Regions from separate parts of the Homo sapiens genome. Here all the other regions are linked to region 3. Evidence: chromatin contacts called from ENCODE Hi-C or POLR2A ChIA-PET data. All regions are on one chromosome and are shown on one strand. The core of a region is the stretch at or near the end of the contact, and the rest is flanking DNA. Distances in the headings are between cores, read along the strand shown. Region 1 has its middle 100 kb from the start of SEPTIN10. Region 2 overlaps SH3RF3 (SH3 domain containing ring finger 3). Region 3 overlaps SH3RF3 (SH3 domain containing ring finger 3).

Region 1 (2,700 bases), core at 88-2,587, 340 kb after region 3:
CTGGGCCAGCAAGGGAGCAGCCGCCTGCTATTCACCTCCAGTTCTTCAGGTCCACCATGACTTTGGCCATTGCCATGGCAACCATCTTGCACGTGGGTGGCCTGGCAGCCTCTTTCTGTCCTGGGTGGCTTCTCAGTCACCTAAGGGAGGGAAACCTGCAAGAGCCCACACAATACTTTCCCCTGCACAGAGCTGAAGGTGCAAGGCCCGAAGGAGCCAGCGGACGGATGTGCTGCCCTTCCTGGGGCAGTTCTGAGGCACCCCATGCCATGCCACCCCAGCTCCTTCCCTGGCACAATGCCCCGACCTTCCACTCCCGTGCCCTGGAATTTCTTCCCAAAAGAAAGCACCTGCACAGTAGACCTGTCTCAGCACCCAGGCCCCATGGATTCACACCTGACACACCACACACACCTCATGTGCATGCACACACATCCCACATGCACACACCCCACACATGTACACATGCATGCATATACTCCACATGCACACACCTCACACATGTACACATGCATGCACACACCTCCCGTATGCACACACTTCACACATGTACACATGCATGCACATACTCCACATGCATACACACTATATGCACACCACACACATCACACACGTGCACATATAGACACTCCACATGTACACACACCACATGTACACACACCACATGTACACACACCATACCCACATGCACACATTATATGCACATACACACACACTGCATGCACACACCACACAAGCCACGTGCATGCACAAACACACGTCCACACACTATATGCACATGCGCACACATCACTTGCACATTTGCACACACACCCTTCTCCCAGTTCTAGGACACCTGCGTAGATGAGGCTTTGCAGGAGGAGTGCCACAAGGGAAGGAGGGAGGTGGGTGCCCATGGAGGCTGTAGTCTGTGCTGCCTCACCTCCCCAGAGCCAGCCTGTGGCTACAGAGGATGTGGCCAGGGGTGTAGGGGATTGGGTATCACCAGCAAACCAAGCCCTCACCCACAGCCACATTCTAACTTCAGCATCCAACAAAGCACTTCAGCTACCCCAGGGGGACCACCGTGATGGTGGCCGATGAGCAAATCCTAGAAGAGCAAGCAGCCGGGTGGAGCCCAGGCAGCCTCCTGGGCCTGGGGGCCTTCTGGTCCCCAGTGAGTCTGCGGCTCCATGTCAGAGTTCTCCTCACCACTCAAAGCTAGAACGGAGAAGGGCCTTAATGTGGGCATGTTCCCACGGTCCTTAGAAAGGCAGTAAGCCTGGTTTATGTTGCTCCATCAAGTGCTCTTGCAGCTCTGAGGTTTGGTTGAAACTTAAACTCAGCATCAAGCTAGCCGGGCCAGATTCTGAGCTTATGTAACGCCCTGGAAACTCCCATGTGCTGGACTGGCTGTTTCTGGAATCTTATTATGATTCATAACTTGGTTACGGCTCTGAGCTGGTAAATACGGAGTTTCTGCTGTGGACTCAGAAAACCACGTTATAAAACACAGACCAGGGCTGTTAGGAAAACGCAGCCCCGGGTGTGCGAGTGCCCACAGCTGCAGCCCATCCGCCCACCGCCCCCAGGGCTAGTGAATTATGACTGTGCACAGCTCAGACCTCCATGGATGAAAGGCAGACTCACAGGGCCCTGTACGAGTTCAGTGTGGGGCACTTGGCTGTGTGTTGGAACCAGCCTGTGTGCAGGCCAGGCGGGATGCCGCAGGGAAGCCCTGGTGTGGGACCAGGGCCGTCCCTAGAGTTGGGCTCTTTCCCCTGTGTACAGACCCCCACGCAGGGACCTTGAGCCTGCAGTGCTCTGCCAGAGTGGCCTCAGGTGTGGCTACAGCCTGGACTGGAGTTTTCCTTCCCCTCATTTTTCACTTTCAGTCGCTGTGGGACCGATTGGTCTCTGGACTCTTCTTGCAGCTTTATTCCATGGTTCGAGGTCCACAGCTTGACTCCCTTGGGGGTTTGGGTGCCAGGGGAGAGGGCTGCCCCCCAGGCCCTGGGCACGGCGGTCACTTTCTCACTGCCTCCTCCTTTCCCTGGTCAGGTGGTGCTTCCCACCCTCCCTCCCTCTCATCTTCCCCCATGCCCCTCACACACTTCCCTCTCCTCAAGCCTCTGACTTCCATTAGCCAGAGATGCCTGGGACATGGAGCCAACCACATCTGCCAACTCTCATGCCCAGAGCCCTGCCCTGGGGCCTGAATGCAAGTCCAGGGATGACCTTTGCCCTGGAAATCACTTGTGGCCTCTGTCTGCTGGGCATAGGGTTTACCGCACATGCTGGATGTGGGTCCAGGTCTGCACTCAGCCTGGATGACCAATGGCGGCCAGGGCCAGGAGGGTTCTCCAGGCATTGGGAATAGACTAAATGGAAACTCGGCGGCACCCAGCACCCCATGATGGCGAGCTTGGCACACCCCTTGACGCCAAACAGTGTGCCCCACATGATTCAGTGTAAGTTGAGGAGGGAGGGCCTACAGGCAGTGGCTGAGAGAAGGGGGCCTGCAGGCTGGGGGCAGAGTGGCTATGCCCTCCCTGGAGGGTCCGTGGGGGATGTGGAATGTCCTGCCTATTGCTAACTTGCTTCATCTCATGGCTGGCCAGACTCCAGGACAAAGCCCTGGTGGAGTGGAGGACAAGAGCCATTGGCAGTGCAGGCCCTTCCTTCCCTTCCTAGGCCCCAGATCTCAAACCCACCTCCCCA
Region 2 (2,700 bases), core at 31-2,530, 270 kb after region 3:
TGAAGTGCTCTGAGGCAGGAGGAATGACAGCTGTTGATCCTTCGCCTTCATGGCAGCTGGAGAAACTTAAGGAAAACCGGTTTGGCCCCAGGATGTTGTGAGATGAAAAGAAATTATGGGGTGGGCCTTAAAGGCATAAAGAAGGTAAGCACATCTTGGTTGGTGGCTTAGTGTTGAGCTAATAAGAACTGCTGATGCTGGATTCGCAGGATGATCTGGGAGCCCATGCCACGGCGTCTTCCACCACGGTGGAGCCAGTGATGCTGACATGATGCCAAGTACCCCAGGACAAGAGGGGATAACACAGAATCTCTCTTCCCACCCCAACCCTGTCCTCTCAGAAATCATCTGTTTTTCTCAAAGTGAGGCTTAAAGGGCAAAAATAATGTAAATTCATGGAAGCAATAAAATATACTATTTCTTAGACTAACGAACACGATGACCCATTAGAAGTGTCCAGAAAGCAGCTTCTCAAGTGTGGAAAGAGGAGACAACACTTAGGTCAGCAGAGGCCATATTTCCTTCCTTATCTTAGCTGATGGGACAAGGGGTGGGAGGTAAGTGTCTGTCATCCACTTGCCCACCCAAGTGGGTGCAGGGTAGACTTCAGGTATCCAGTGCCCAGCATCGTCACTGGGTGCAGGTGGACTTTGAGTGCCTGGTGTCTGGCACCATCAGCAGGTATAGGGTGAACTTTGGGTGCCCAATGTCTGGCACCATCAGTGGGTGCAGGTGGACTTCAGGTGCCCAGTGTTCAGCCTTGTGCTGGTGGTGTACCTGTCAAGCAGTGGGTAATTTAGCACTAGGAAAGCTTCATGGGTGGTCTGAGGACTACCCTGGTGTCAGAGCCTTCAAGACCTACTCTGCCATCTCAGATTCTGTAAGTCTCTACTAGTATCTTTTTTACTTAAATCAGCTAAGAATGATTCTTGGTTTTCACACCCCTGGCTCCAGGGCCCTGGGAAAGAATCTGCAGCAATATTACCTGGTGCCCAAGCCCACCCTGCAACCCATGACCTTCTGATCAGCCGTCCTTCAGCATGGTTTACGTGGATCTGTGTTTTCTGGTAGCCTCTAGCTGGGGATACAGTCATTGCAGTTGGCAAGTGATCTGGTGATCTGAAGTTGTGCTCCCTGACTGGTCAGAGGCAGCCAATATGCTGATCTGTTTGGCCACTGGAGCACCCAGGCAGGACCAGGGGAGCAAAAGTCCCAGGCCAGGTCCCTTCTGGTTATAAACATCTCATCCAATCAGCCCGGTGTTCTGTACAAATGTTTCCACATGCACCAGCACTAGAAAGGGTGAGTGGCCCCACTCATCACGGTGAGTCAGCATCCCAGTGCAGTGGCCCTGGGTTGTCTGCCCAGAATAGCCAGTATAATGGTCTTTCCACACCAAGCCTTGCTAGAAACGTTCCCAATTCAAAGAAGAAATGGAGCCCTGCCAGTCACTTCTCCCTCTGTGGAATAACAAGCAGGATCAAAAGAAATTGGCAAGGCTGTGGGGCAGTGCAACATTGTGTCTCAGTCCTCCATCACCATAGTAACCATGAGGGTGCCACGAGCATTCTCTTCCATCAGTTTAATGTTACACACGGGGAGAGTGAGGCACGGGATGGTTAAACGGCTCCCCAGTGCATCCCAGCCCAGCACTTGTCCCCACGCTATTGCTGTCACAGCCAGGTTAAAGAATGACTCCTACTGAGCCATATCAGTAAATTAAATGCCACTGAGTTCCTGCGGCATTTTCCACTTCATTCTGCATTTAGAGAGAGAAAAAACACTGTTGACAGTCCAAGTAATGGATTGTTCCCTGCAGTAATTGCCCATTTCAGCAGACCCCAACCCCGATGGGTGGGAGGCATTTCATCAATGTTCTCATCTCGAGCCAAAGTCAGGCAGTTTGACAAAGGCTTAATTGCATTGGCCATAGCATCCAATATGATTTGTTCTACTTGATTAATGTAACTCCTTTCCCAAAGGCAGAGCACCCCCTGTAAAGTGCCAGTGTTCCTTGCACACTCCTGTCTGTGCTTAGCAGGAGTAAGAGCCCAGCATAGCCATGAATTCATCAGCAAAAAAGCACCGAGAAGGAGCTAGATACAGGCAAGGCACCCTGCAGGGGTCTGGAAACAGAGGAAAACCAGACAAGCCCCATTTCCACCCCGGTTAGAGAGAATGACTAGAAAACAAAGTTCTGTGGTGGGTTTGCTAAAGGGCTGCAAAAGAGGCCTGCTTAGGTATTAAGAGAGTGTGGAGGAGGGAATTCATTCCGACTGGGGAGGAAAATAGGAGGGGGATTGGGAGTAGGGCATATGGAAAGTTTTCAAGAGGAGGTGATAATGCCTTGAATCTTAAAGGACAAATAGGAAGTGTCTGAGCAGACAAAAGAGAAAGGAGGTTCAGAGCAGAGGAACCAGCATGAGCAATGGCCTGGCAATGAGGAATAGCATAACTCTTGTTTTGGGGAACTTTATTTAGTTGTGACATGACTGAAGCAAAGCTATGGAAGAAGGAGAAGTCCAGTGTGTAGATGACAGTTCCCTGCAGAGGCATACTGTCCTTTAAATCTGAAAGGTGGGTAGAGCTCAGCATGCAGCAGTAGGAGAGTGTGGGAAGCACTCAGGAAGGGGAAGCATGGGGAGCTCTTGGGCCGCCGAGGCCAGGGGCCCATGGACGCTGGAATACGGATAGGGTGCG
Region 3 (2,700 bases), core at 13-2,512:
AGACCAGGGTCCTCTGGCAGCCAGGCCTCTGAGCACAGCGTCTGAAGTATCAGCCGCCACAGGGATCTGTGGGCAACAGCTGCGTGTGGCCTGTGCTGTTTCTCTCCTGACAAGGACCTTGCAAACAGCGTGGAAATGCGCGAGCCAGCGGTCAAACCCCTCTTCACCATGCACGGAGCTCAGCCGTCCTCTCCCTGCTCCTGGAGGTCTTCCTTTTTCTGTGACTGTAACCTAAAAACATTAAAATACGTTTATTGAGATAGCAAACTTTTATCCTCTTGGTGTTTGCAGTGAAAATAGTCCTTAATGGTGTAATTTTCCTTTCTTACCTCCCTCCGCTTGTCCCGTCCTAGCTCTTGTTATTCCAAACAGTGTGGATTATTGGGCTGCACCTGGCCACCCAGGCTGGTGTTTTGAATCAGCAGCATCACCTCTCCGGAGCCCATAGCAGGAAGCAATTGTTTGGGATCTGATACTGCTGGGCTCTCATTTTCCTTGTCTTAGAAATGGGGACACATGTCTGCCCATGTTGAGCTCTGGCAGGGATGCTGGACTTTTTGTCCTAGCTAAGAAACCAAACTGCATGTGGGTTACGGAAGTGGTCTAAGTTTCCCAGTGCCAGCACGAAGCCTCGACTGGTGAGTATTGTAGAAGAGCACTGCCTTAGCTGAGTCCAGTATTTCTCTTCCAAAATAAACGTGCATGTTCAAAGCAATTGCTTGTCTGTGGGTATAACTGTTGTGTGACTGGTAGCTGTGGGAACACACTGAGTGTCATGTATGACCTTGCGCTTGTCTTCACGCAGATGTCAGTAAGACTTCCAAAGTCTGTGTTGGTCATCCCTGGGTGGTGGGATTTAAGGGAAAATTTTACTTTCTTCTTCATGTTTTCTGATCTATTTAAGTTTCAATAAATGAACATCTTTTTTTAACTCAAATTTTAAAAATTTGTAACTTCTAGGGCTTTGGAATCTTTTTTTCTTCATGGAAATCGAACACAGACTGAGTCATGGTTCTTAGAATTCTGTAATTATCAAGTTGAAAAGAACCTTAAGAATTGTCTGGCTCAGAACCTGGGATTGAGATGAGAGGCTCCTGAGCCTGCACTTGCGTTTTCTCCTCAGACTCTCCTTCCTGTGCTCTGCCCGTTATCAACCGAGCCGTCCCTGCCTGGGTTGTCTATCGTGTGACTGTTTCAGATAAAGGCGGGTTATCTTGGTTTGGAAGAATTCGGATAAATGACATAGTTCTTCATTGCCTCTCCAGTTGACTCTGCCTTACCCACAGGCAGATTTAAGGCTGGGGTTGGCACACTGCCTGCAGGCTATGTATTGTCTGTGGCTGCCTAACAACAGAGCTCTAACAGCAGAGCTGGTGGCTGCGGGGAAGGCCACACAGACCCCGCAGCCTGCAGTGGTTACCGTCTGGCCCTTTCATGGACCCCTGCTGAGACTCATTAGACAGTGGGATGTGAGCAGGAGACCCACGGCAAAGACAGTGAATGTAAGATGGGAAATCCGCTGTCTGGAGGGGCAGTGTCTAGGGGGACCAGGGACTGTGGTAGCCTGCCTGTGGTGTGTGCTGTGAGCTCAGTGTCGGCCCCTGACCAAAGGCATGCGATGGGGCTGGAACACTGCCGTCGTCCTTGGAATTGGATGTTCAGACTCAGCTCTTTTGCTGTTGCTTCATCTGGAATGTTCTCATTAGGAATGTGAAATCCGGTGTGGGCCAATTCTTATGCCCTTTAAAGCAGATGTCGGGTTCAGGCTGTGGGCACTGAGTCCTGAGACTGGCATTGGTGGCGGAAAGCACTGGGCTCAGTCCTTGATTCAGAGAACACACAGCAGTGCGGTTTGGTGGCTGCTCCCACAGTGTCCCCATAGCCTTCCTTGCCTGTGCAGTGGCCCCAGTGGCTTCAGGACAGCAGGGCTGTGCCATAGGGCAGAGCCTCCCAACCAGAGGCTCCAGGATGTTGTGGAGTTCATGAAGGTAGCCATGGATGTCCCTGGCCATTTTACTGTTTCGAAGAGTAAGGTGGACATCACAGTTTTATCTATGACTGGGAAACACAGGCAGAGAGAAGGACTAAGTTGCTTTGTTTTGGCAAGAGGGGAGAGGAACAGACATGTGGGGATGCTTCCTGTGTACCAGACTGGGTGCTGGGTTTTTGACTTCCTTTCATTTTTTTTCTATACCATACCTCATGCAGTTGGCAGCCAATACTCCACAGCTGGGGCGTGGGTGGGACCAGAGTGGTGCCCTGATCAGAGTAGGCACCAGGCCACACTCACTTGGCTGCTGCCAGGCCCAGCCAGGGCAACGGGCAGTCCTGGAATCAAAGCCTGTGGTCTTTCTACAACAACCCATGGTGTCTGGAATTCCCTCCATTGTGGCTATGGTGTTCGTATCTAGGTGGCTGAAGCCTTGCTATGTTTGATAAGGAACAGGAAGATAAATGGTTAATAAATGTAATATATTTGGAAGATGATATTTTCAGGATAGGGCACATGCACTGAGGTGGGAGATTTTAACCCAGCGTCTTTGGAGGAAAAGTTGGAAATGATGCCTTGTGTGGCTCACTCGCTGGAGCCCTGCTGGCAGACCCATGAGGGCAGGGGCTTAGCGTGCAAGCTTCAGGGATAGGATAGCAGGAGCACAGGCAGTTTCTTTCTGCCCCTCTGTCAACATATTTCAGATTCTC

Evidence for each region. A loop is a pair of places that touch in the nucleus more often than their neighbours do. ChIA-PET counts read pairs that join two places held with the same protein, here RNA polymerase II (POLR2A). Pooled maps may share reads with other maps.
Region 1: a map of sigmoid colon shows a loop between it and region 3 (3-fold over the local background). The contact joins two enhancer-like sites. A Hi-C loop is called at or near these places in 1 of 168 maps with a recorded cell type or tissue (sigmoid colon) and 4 of 50 pooled maps. POLR2A ChIA-PET finds 5 or more read pairs at or near these places in 2 of 52 experiments (AG04450 and activated CD4-positive, alpha-beta T cell).
Region 2: a loop to region 3 is called in a map of ascending aorta, with 8 times the contacts of the local background. The contact joins two enhancer-like sites. A Hi-C loop is called at or near these places in 6 of 168 maps with a recorded cell type or tissue (IMR-90, aorta, ascending aorta and 3 more) and 8 of 50 pooled maps. POLR2A ChIA-PET finds 5 or more read pairs at or near these places in 1 of 52 experiments (AG04450).

The regions. Positions count from the first base shown.
Region 1 is chr2:109,512,839-109,515,538 of GRCh38, forward strand. It overlaps a transcript of RANBP2 not described here. Among named protein-coding and RNA genes, the nearest start is that of SEPTIN10, 100 kb to the right of the region's middle. RefSeq lists an enhancer at 1,012-1,261. Within about 2 kb of position 1,338, at least 11 of the 41 ENCODE cell types and tissues checked have a DNase peak (open chromatin) inside an H3K27ac peak, as active enhancers do.
Region 2 is chr2:109,437,656-109,440,355 of GRCh38, forward strand. All of the region lies in intron 7 of SH3RF3 (SH3 domain containing ring finger 3), which reads left to right. It also overlaps a transcript of RANBP2 not described here. Among named protein-coding and RNA genes, the nearest start is that of MIR4266, 130 kb to the left of the region's middle. Within about 2 kb of position 1,281, at least 10 of the 41 ENCODE cell types and tissues checked have a DNase peak (open chromatin) inside an H3K27ac peak, as active enhancers do; they include ascending aorta, gastrocnemius medialis and tibial artery, where a contact is called at or near this core.
Region 3 is chr2:109,172,194-109,174,893 of GRCh38, forward strand. All of the region lies in intron 1 of SH3RF3 (SH3 domain containing ring finger 3), which reads left to right. It also overlaps a transcript of RANBP2 not described here. Among named protein-coding and RNA genes, the nearest start is that of MIR4265, 32 kb to the left of the region's middle. Within about 2 kb of position 1,263, at least 22 of the 41 ENCODE cell types and tissues checked have a DNase peak (open chromatin) inside an H3K27ac peak, as active enhancers do; they include ascending aorta, gastrocnemius medialis and tibial artery, where a contact is called at or near this core.